2 separate regions of the Homo sapiens genome follow, and region 1 is linked to region 2. The links are chromatin loops, found by intact Hi-C in ENCODE. Cell type or tissue: MCF 10A. All regions are shown on one strand. Each heading gives the region's core, and the rest is flanking DNA. Links, peaks and the distances in the headings are about the cores only. Region 1 has its middle 510 kb from the start of LINC01362. Region 2 has its middle 340 kb from the start of LINC01362.

Evidence for each region. Hi-C counts contacts between places; a loop is a spot of excess contacts. Peaks named below come from ENCODE experiments on the same cell type or tissue, not always from the same donor. Only the 100,000 strongest peaks of a DNase experiment are listed, where the experiment ranks them.
Region 1: a loop joins it to region 2, with 2.3 times the contacts of the local background. A loop is called at or near these places in 2 of 110 quality-filtered maps.

Annotation. Positions count from the first base shown.
Region 1 is chr1:82,385,931-82,391,324 of GRCh38, forward strand. No RefSeq gene overlaps it. Among named protein-coding and RNA genes, the nearest start is that of LINC01362, 510 kb to the right of the region's middle. In MCF 10A, for the core only: no CTCF peak of the experiment used is centred there; a DNase peak (open chromatin) is centred at 2,961.
Region 2 is chr1:82,563,530-82,568,923 of GRCh38, forward strand. No RefSeq gene overlaps it. Among named protein-coding and RNA genes, the nearest start is that of LINC01362, 340 kb to the right of the region's middle. In MCF 10A, for the core only: no CTCF peak of the experiment used is centred there; DNase peaks (open chromatin) are centred at 1,862 and 2,212.

The DNA.
Region 1 (5,394 bases), core at 307-5,306, 180 kb before region 2:
TCCAGCAGCTTCCACATTTATGTTATTCACACTTTTGATACGAGACTCCTTTCCCTACATAATACTAGTAGTCTCTCTCCCTCCCTCTCTCTCTCTTTCTTTCTTTCTCTCTTTTTTTCCTGCCCCAGACACAGACTGATACACTACATTCCATAAACATTTTCTTTGTAGTTAGAGAATCCTGTGATGGGTGAGGCTCTGGGACTGCAGAGCTAAAAACGTGGTCCTCCTTGAAAAAGCTGAAAATCTAATGAAAGGATAGAAAAGCGAGCACAAGGTACAAGAGATCACATAGGAAGCTCACCTCACGTAGCCTGGGGAGGTCAGGAGACAGCCTTAGGAAAAGGCAAAATCTAAGCTAAAATCACCTAGGTTCCCTTGCTACCTCTTCTCACATAGCAGAAACGTGTCTCAATTTTCAGCATCAAAATTATTCTGAGTTATCTCTGAATACAATTTGCTTTGTGTGACTTAAATGTAAACATGTTTGCCAACAATAAGCATTTTCTCTGAAATCACTCTGACCACAGAAATGCCTAGGCATTTAATTTTTATCTTTGCATGCACAGTATTTTGGAGAGTTTCTACACAAAATGCTCAAGTGTTTGGCTTTGCCTTATTTGAAACAATTCAATTTCCATCTAAGGAATCCCTGAACAAGGCAGTTTCAAAGTTCCCTCAGTGACTGAGCACACCCGCCCAGGAGTGTATCATCAGCATAAAGATACACACAACACTCAGAACCCTGCCTTGTCAGCTCATTTATAAAGATCATAAATAACAATGGTCCAAGGATTGATCCCTGAGGAACCCCCATAATGACATCCATTAAATCTGACATGACACTGTTTAATAACACAAGTGGTATGTGCCCTCTTAAGTAGCTAGCACACCAATTAATTAAGGATGATGCCATACCTAGTCCATTACATTTATCCAGCAAAGAAGTATGTGCTACCAATTAGAAAATAAAACGATGTTTGAAGCAACACCAGTTATTTATCTAAGAGAAGATCTCTTGACATGAGCTGTAACCCTGAGATGACTGTGTGCACACGCCCCCTCCTTCTGTGAGCTGTGACTATGTTGACATTTTATTTTACTATGGAAAGAGAGGCATGATTTTAACTTGGAAATGACCCTTAGATATCACAACCACGATCTTTTTAGTGAAGGCATACTTAGGAATAATTGCAGTAGATGGAGCTTTGAAGTAATAATCTTGCGTGCTCACTTAAATAGTTAATAGGACAATCTACTGCATTGGTACTTCACAGGAAGCCATTTCCACATCTTTACACCATTGAGTGAAATCTAAAACCTTGTCCAATGCCAGCTTTCCTTGCCAATTTATCTTCAGTTAAAGAGCTGTAAATAATTGCTGGTAAAATGCATAAAGGGAAGAAACAACAGAAATGACATTGGCAGTCTATACAGTGCTGGGGAAAAGGGAAAGAGAGAAAATTACTTTTATATTTATGAACAGGGAAGGGGACTATAAGAATAAAGATCCTCTTATCTTAGAAGCTGTGGGAAAGGAAGAGAGGAAGGGAGGAACATGTTTGGCCTCTCCAGCCGCCCAAGATAATGATGATGATAATGTTACATGATTGCACTTAATGATGTTGTATCAATTTATGATGATGATCATGATGAGTTTTAACTTGAATCATGTAATGTCCCTTTATCGGGAGGAAGATAGAAGAGAAAAGAGATGGGAAAGGAAAATGGAAAAGAAAGGCAAAGCAAGAGGAGAAACACGGCAACTGAAGAGGAAAGGGGAGATGAATCTACTTAGTCTTTTTATTGTCAATACTAGTTAATTTAGTATTTTTAATATCATATTAGTATGGTCTTTTTTTTTCAAAATACAAGATGCATCTGGTAATGAAGTTTCTTTTGAAATAATAAACTTTCAATACACTTATGAAAAAATAGAGAGAAATAAGGAAAAAATTAATTTTCCTTTATGTGGCATTAAGATAGCCATCCTCAATTTTCTAGCAAATTTTGATAATTAGGCGCATTCTTAATTGTAGATGAGGCTCCTAATTATACAATTAAGGTTTAAAACTTTTGAAATCCTAATATAGGGAGTGCTTTCATGTGCCCTTTTTGTTATCCACTTGCTTTCCCTTAGATAAGTGTCCAGAAACAGGGTTAGACTAGAGAACAAAAAGGCCCTGGTAAAAACATGGTCAGTGTTCTCCCTCTTGCAGAAAAAGCCAACTGAACAAATGGCTCTTGCCCCATGGGTCAATTCAAGCCTGGTCAGCGTAAATCCTCCTTCTAATATCAGAAACTCTCCTATCCTTCCTTAGACGCAGCTGCAGCAACCTCTTTACTGGAGGAGGCTGTGTTGAGTGCTTGACATTTGAAAGCTGCTTATTTCTTCAAAAACTTCAGCCTTTACAAACATAAAAGTCATAAGTTTTCTATAATTACTATCTGGGGCAAGTGTGAATTGGCTATAGATTGCAAAATAGCTTCTGTTGGATTTGGTTGCTATTACAAGGGTTTAAAAAATAAGAAGAAAGGCGCGTGTATGAAAGCACTCTCCATATTAGAATTTCAAAAGGCTTAAAACCTTAATTGTATAATTAGGGGCTCACCCACAATTAAGAGTGTACCTAATTATCAAAACTTTCCAGAAAATTAAGGATGGCTATCTTAATGCCACACATAAAGGGAAATTGAGGTGTTGCAGAGATTGAGGTTGATGTGAGATATCTCAGCGAGATGCTATAAAATTCAGGCCCCTGGTGACTGATTGCTTGTGACAAATCTGAAACCTAAATGTGACATTTGTGAAACCTAAGTGTCCATGATACAGTTACATATTTTACATCAGTGCTATTCAAAGTGTGGTCCATAGACTAACAGCATGTGTATCACCTGTGAGGGTGTTAGAAGTGCAAATTCTTAGGCCTCACCGCAATCCAACTGAATCAGAATCCCTTGGCATGGAGCCCAGAAATCTGTGCTCTGACAAGCTCACTCTTGAGGTGATTCTGTTGCTCATGAAATTTTGAGAGGCCTCAGAACTATTTGAAAATACCATTTACTTAATTTCATCTTTCTTACTACACTTTTTTTCCTTGTGTGTGGACTGCAAGTTTTAATTAAATTCCATAATTACTCACCTTTGAGATGTTACTGCAGTCGGAAGTGTCTGCTAGTATTTGGGAATTTCATGGAAACATCTTCAACGTAGCGTCTTTCTTCAATGAATTGTATCTGTTTCTGATATGGTTTTAGCTTCATTGATTTATTTGTTTGTTTATTGTGAGAATTAATTTTACATGTCAACTTGGTTGAATCAGGGAATGTCCATATATCTGGAGCACCCTGATTAATACATTTATTTATTTATTCCCTTTCCCACCCTCAATTTTACATTCATTCACTAGTTATAATTGTGCCCTTCTGTGTCTTCAAAAGTCAGTTCATTCTCAACTCTCCCCAACCTACTGGAGATTCCTAATAAGTTGTCTCTGTGTATTTAACAAACTTCAATCTGCCAGTATCTTTATTATCAACTGTCAGTCTACTCTTCTCTCTTTGATTTAGAACAGGATGAGATCTTCCCAGTGACAGCTTCATTTTCTTTTCAGCCTGCCCAAGCGCAATGCTCACAAGCAACCATCCTGCTCCCATACCATCCCTGTTCTCACCAGCAGATGAAGGCAATCATCTACCATCTTGCCACTTCTGCAGCATTAAATACAACTCTCCTGCAAAACCTTAGTAGCATTCCTTTTTTTTCCTTTTATTATACTTTAGGTTCTGGGGTACATGGGCAGAACATGCAGGTTTGTTACATAGGTATACATGTGCCATGGTGGTTTGCTGCACCCTCAACCCATCACGTATATTAGGCATTTCTCCTAATGCTATCCCTTCCCTAGCCCCACACTCCCTGACAGGCCCCGGTGTGTGATGTTCCTCTCCCTGTGTCCAAGTGTTCTCATTGTTCAACTCCCACTTATGAGTGAGAACATCCAGTGTTTGGTTTTCTGTTCCTGTGTTAGTTTGCTAAGAATGATGGTTTCCAGCTTCATCCATGTCCCTGCAAAGGACATGAACTCATCCTTTTTTATGGCTGCATAGTATTCCATGGTACATATGTGCCACATTTTCTTTATCCGGTCTATTATTGATGGACATTCGGGTTGGTTCCAAGTCTTTGCTATTGTGAATAGTGCCACAATAAACATATGTGTGCATGTGTCTTTATAGTAGAATGATTTATAATCCTTTGAGTATATACCCAGTAATGAAATTGCTGGGTCAAATGGTATTTCTAGTTCCAGATCCTTGAGGAATTGTCACACTGTCTTCCACAATAGTTGAACTAATTTTTGCAGCCAACAAACATATGAAAAAAAGCTCATTATCACTGATCATTAGAGAAATGCAAATCAAAATCACAATGAGATACCGTCTCACACCAGTTAGAATGGTGATCATTAAAAAGTCAGGAAACAACAGATGCTGGAGAGGACGTGGAGAAATAGGAACACTTTTACACTGTTGGTGGGAGTGTAAATCAGTCCTTTTTTTTTTGCTTTACCATTCTTGATATGCTAGGATCTTTGTAAATTTTTTAAATCATTCTTTCCACTAGCTTTCCTGAACCAATCTGATGCCCTCAGTAGCTGGCAGAAGGAATGAAAAGATCACCAGAGGCTTTGGTGGTGGGTTTCTGTCCTGTGGGAGGCCTGTGACCTTTCTTTGCCATTGGCAGGGTTGCTGTGCTGCAGTAAGTCCCTCTTTAGAGATTTTCTTTAGTAGGTTTTCAAAGATTCACTCAGTAGACTGAAATGTCCCTGCTCAATAGAGATTGATTGTGAACAGTGATTCTGAGAGGCTAATACAGGAGAGAGACTCCCCTGCTGGGAAAGCAATGTCCTGCGGAGGGGTTGGGGGAAAGGCATGTTGGCTGCTATGATATCTGATTGTTTTCCTTCCCTTTTTTGATTTCACAGAGGCAAATCCCTAGGCTTGTAAGGCTGCTTTAAAATTTCTCTGTCCATGGGTCTTTAATCAGTGATTTCACCTTTGTTATTTTACATGTATCAGACTTAACATTTCTCTCTCCTATTTTCCATTTATTTTTCATATAACTTCTATTCTTTTTTTCTTTATCTCTTTAACTTGGAACAAGGAAAGCATCAAATGGTAAATATTTACATTGTCTTCCTTTTGTACTTTTTAAAGAAATTGGTTGTAGAGGAAGAACCAATGTTTTGCTGAGCAATAGATGAGAGTTCATATGGGAAAGTCAGGAGAAGGTTGAATTATTGTGTAGGGCAAAAAAAAAAAAAAGGTGAGGTGGGGCAATATATGAACCTGGAGGCAGCCCAAGGGTACAAGGACCAGACAGGAGAGTGG
Region 2 (5,394 bases), core at 108-5,107:
TTTCTCTGCTTCTTGATAGCTTTCATCATTAAGTCAAAAACTGTTTTCCTTCTCATATTCAACTTTCTCATGTAATCATTTTAATCACATATAAAATAATATTCATTTGCCTTGTTCTGTTTTTCTGGTTCACTGACTATGTCCCTTATTTTGAACTCTTTATACAAATTTGCAGTTTTGGTTTCAAGTTCACTGCTATATGTAGAACATACATCTTTTGCCTCCCATTTTTATTTCATCTCTTTCTTTATAGTGCCACCTGAAAACACATTTTGCTCTATTTCCGGCTTTACACGTTTCTGTCTACATTTCAGTATGTTTATAAAAACAGTTTAAAGAGCATTTATATCTCCCCATTTTTCATTTTGTGGTTCAGTATATAATTTACTTTTTAAAGTATTTCTCAAGAAAACGTGCTTGTTATTGTTATATCATTATTCCAACTGATGTCTATGTGACCACTGAATACGTCAATCTAGTGTTCAACGGTCAACCACATTAGAAAGACGCTAAAACTCAAATCTATAAAATTTATATTCACTGTTGAAAGAATTGTAACTGAACATTTGAAAAGATCTCTTTGGTTGAAAAAAGGAAATAATATGTTAGCATTTCAAATGCATTTTTTTATTCATCTGTAAAACACTATGTTTTCTCAAATTCATTACTTGTATTTATTTTATTGGAGAACAGTGAGTTCTAAACTGACAATTATTTTAATATCCTATGAAAACTTATTTGTTGTAACTAGCAATCTTTATTTTAACCCACTGAGCACTGTACTTTATTAAATATATATTATTCATATATAATTACATTATTTATATAAATAACTATATATAATGATTAAATACTATGTAAACTTATTTCAGTGGTTATTCATCCAATAAAAACTACAGTACTATTTCAAACCTTGTTTGAAAATTGTAGTCTTTATTGGACGAATAAAGGTTAACTTGCAAGAACTGGATTTCATCTGGAAAGCGCTGCCAGCTACAATGTTCTTTGGCTGCAGTGTGGTGTCTTGAAAGTCCTGGGAACCAGAAAAGCCTGTCTCTGTTAGTGAGCTTTGTAATATTGAACAAAATATTTGTTATTTCTGGTCTCCATTGCTTATTTTATAAAATGAGAAGATATGATTAAATTACCTTCAAAGCTCTTAAGAGCTCTAAAACTTTGATGATCTTACAACTTTACACCCATTTTTAGAGAATCTTGATAAGGCAACATTATCTTTTAGGAAATCTTAAATACATGTATATGAAAACATGCACAAGGAATTTATGGTAAATGGGAATATAGTGTAAACAAGTAGTTTATGAAGTGCAGCAAGCCATGACTTTTTAAGTTAGTATTTTATATTAGATTGATAAATATAGTTATTTTATTCTGTGGTTTTTATGCAACAATCCCTGATTCTTTAAACTTTGTAAAGACTTCAAAGTTTATAGTATAAAACTGTGATTACCCAAATGACATTACCAAATCACAGTCTCTGTCTTTGCTCTGAAAACTCATGTTGGCTGCTCTTGATTAGAAATGGAGATAAAATTAATTGCCTGATTTTTGATAGGGATTTTCAGAAGCTTAGCAGATTTTATTAGCTAATCCAAACAATCTCTGGGCAAGACAATTTGCTGCTTCTTTTCTCCTTCTCCCCGCCCCCTTCACTCTTTATAGTCTGGATCTGGAACAGCAGATTGACAGGCGAACACTTGGGCCAGAGAAACAGGTGACTTTCCTTTCACAGAGTCCTTGTTCTTCTTAGCTTGGCTTATATCCTAATAACAAAGAGAAAGTCAGCATTTCACATCCCAAGAGAATGAACTTCCTGCCCTGCTTTGACTCATGCAAAGAACATCTCCAGGCCCAGTGTCCTCTGGTGGGTAGAAGTATCCTTGCAATTTTTATCACATGGCCTGCCCTGCAGCTTCTTCTCCAGTACCATTCCGTGATTACTAAATGCACAGATGTAAAAGAAACCTGCCAATGCCTTGAAGTGAAATCTCAGAACATCATAACATATCACGCTGAAAGCAATGTAATAAAAACAGGTATTCAGGTCTGAGGAAATAAGAGAAATCGAACACCTCAAAGACTAGGACAAGGATCTTTAGTTCAACGCCTCAGCAGTCAGCTTTGGCATATGTGAGAATGTAAAAGAGGGTGGCACACGTTTTGCTTTGAATGTTTCACCAATTGATTCCCCTGGCTGCCTTCCCAGAGTCTATGAGTAACATAGTCCCTTAATGAAGGCTTCATCGCATTCTTTTGAACTTATTCTTGCCAATATCAAAGAAGCACAGCAGAAACAAAAACACTGCTCTGATGTTAGAAATCACAATTGTTAACTTTGAAAAGAAGTCTTGGTATGCAGGTTCAAGTAGTAAACTGATGAATTTACCGGAAAACTCTAAAAAATGAAGTGGATGGGGAAGAATAATACTCTTTGTCTGGGTACCTACTTAGAAAAGTAAAGGAGAATTTAAATATCACCATACCATGTTAAATATTTTTAAGCATTTGCTTCTTGCACGAAACTTTATATAGGAATTGGAATAAAAGATGTAAAATAAGAAGTTAGCAATTTTTATAGTAATCTTTTAAATAAAGTTGAAATATATGAAACACATAAAGAAAAAATGTAGTGGTTCTAGCAAGGTTGTGCTATTTCTTGAAAAATATATAAATAGAACAATCTTATTTTTAAGATTTGTAACATCTATTATCAATACTCTATTTAATATATATGAAAATACTGAATTAAACATGTTTCTGGATTTGAAGGGACCTTAAGGATCTATTAATAGCTCCTTAGAATATGTTCTTGTTCTATCTAGATTTCTCCCTTTGAGGCTAATTACTGATATTAGTAATAGCTGTCTTTCTCATTTTTAAGACATCCTTCAATTTATTTTAGTATATATAACTAAATTATATGCATCATTTAATGATAAAGCCACTATACCTGATACTATTGTATGGATTATATCAGGTGAAAATTCTCATTTTATATTAATTACCAAATTTACCAATTAGCTGCAGATTTCTAGTTCTGCTGTGGGGTAAGCCAGATAAGTGCTCTGTGCCTCAATTTTCCCACCTTTATGTGCTATAGCAGGTCACCAAAATAACTTTATAATGATCTCCATTTAATGCCAACATGATCCCAAATAAAGCTTAATATATATACCTTTAGGGTGAATGTATGAGCAGATGGTTAGTCCTCTGCCCTATGCTCTGAATACAACTGCCTTTCTTTAGAAAAATATATTCAATGAGACTTTGCACCATTTAGTGTATCATTCTAATCATATACTCCTTGTTATGAGCTATTAACTGCTCACATTCTTCACACTAGCCTTGTGCCCCTTAATAATAAGGACCATGCCTCTCTCTCATTCTTCTTTTATTTCCAGCCCCACTACCAACTCCGATACATTATAGACTCTCAATAAATGCTTTTCAAATACATGAATAAATGAGTGAATGCATGCATGGATGCTTGGAATGACCCAGGCCAAACATGCAAATGGAAAACTTGTTTTAGTAGGCTGCTTCTTTTGCTTTCCTTTACACCTGTGTTTATATTAAAATTCACATCATCATAAAACCAGGGTGCGAATCGCAACACTCAACAAGATTACAGAGATGGATCTATTTTTAAAATAAAGGAGAAAAAACAGGACGGAAAAGCTTTCGTAGGTATGTGTAGCACTATTTAGAAAAGAAAATAACTTTGCTATTATTGCAGACTTATTAATGTTTGCAGTTATCCTGATTATTCTAATGCAAACCAAATGGCATTTAATTTGGGAGAAATTGCTCTGGACGTGCAATCTAAAGAGGCGAGAAATGGAACAGACTTTCTTTATGCAGTGTTTGGGATGTGGTTAAATTATTTTAGGATGTTCAACAGTGTAGTGCAAATTCAAATCCTGTGGGCAAAGCTAAACAAGCAATGCTAGGCAGCTTAGCCACTTAATCTTCTGGTGTTCAGTTTGTTGGGTCTGTGCTGTGAAATGGCTCCTGTGGCTTTCATGTGGAAAATGAGAATGTTCTGGAACGGCTGATGTGGGAATAAAGAAGTAAATACAAGGAAACTCTTACAAGCTTTTAATATTAACTGCACTAAGTAAGTGTAACTAACTGCATTAAGTTATTGATTTATCAGGGCTTGACCAAATACTATTTCCCTTTATCCTTTTTGGGGACAAGGACAAAAGTACAAAAAAGTTAAATGAGCCAGTTGTTAACTGGGTTACTGATGAATGTACTGATTATTCGTCTAGCTGTCGTAGTAGGAGAATGTCCATGGGACCATTTGTGATGGCTGGAAAACTGACTAAGGCTTATTGATCCTGATCATGTAATGATTAAAGTATCAATAAGTATAACTTTTCTAGAAATTTTGTAGCACTCCATCTCCTCAATAAATGAAATTCGATAGGACCATTTGGACTGAAACCACAAATTTCAAGGAGTTGCCTCATTACTTTTTATTTTCCCCTTTAAAATATTACTAAGTTACTTTAACCCTGGTGTATAATGATGGAAAAGAAACACAGCCTGTTTTCCATGGCTAAAGGAAATAAACTATTAACTGGCAAATAAACAGTAGATTGGTGTTTAGGGATGGATTTTACACGATATATTTAGGATATATTTAGGACGTGCAAAGGACACTTAGATTTCAGTCACATTTGGGTAGGTTCCAGATCCTATTAAAACTGACAATGAAAGTAACTTTATTTACTTAGAAGCTTGAAGGGTCTTCTTGGGGTCTTCTCTGTAACTGCCAGACTCAAAGGAGCTGCAGTATCCACTCTCTCAGGTTGGTGATTAGACTTTTAGACCATTTTAAAGGATGCAGAGGGGGTTTCTCTCTAAGTTTCTAGGGCTTTTAAGCACAAATCCCAATTGTGAACTTCAGCACACTTGAATCCTGATTACCTTTTCAGTCCCTAATTACCCAGGAATCAGGTTATTGGCAGGAACTGTTAACAACAACAAAAACAGAAAGCAGTGTATATTGTTTGCTGTCTGAAGAATGAATTGACCTTCAGTTTGCAAACATTGCATAAATTATTTGGTGTGTCAGAAACATCCCCAACCTTATGCCCCCCAAATAACAAGCAACACACACACACACAAAACAGGTTTATCTCTCCAACCCTGCTGTCCTCTTGAGACGTAGACATGTTTAGGCTGAGAAAGTCAAGTCTTCTGACCATCAGATATTTAAGTTACTCATGATGCATATTTGTGAACGAGGTCTTTGAATGGCTTTTTTTCCTGCTATTCCATTGCTAGTACAATCCCTTAAAGAAAACAGAATTCCCTGCCATATCATTGTTTTTTCTATGAACCATACTAAGAGAATTCCCACAACTG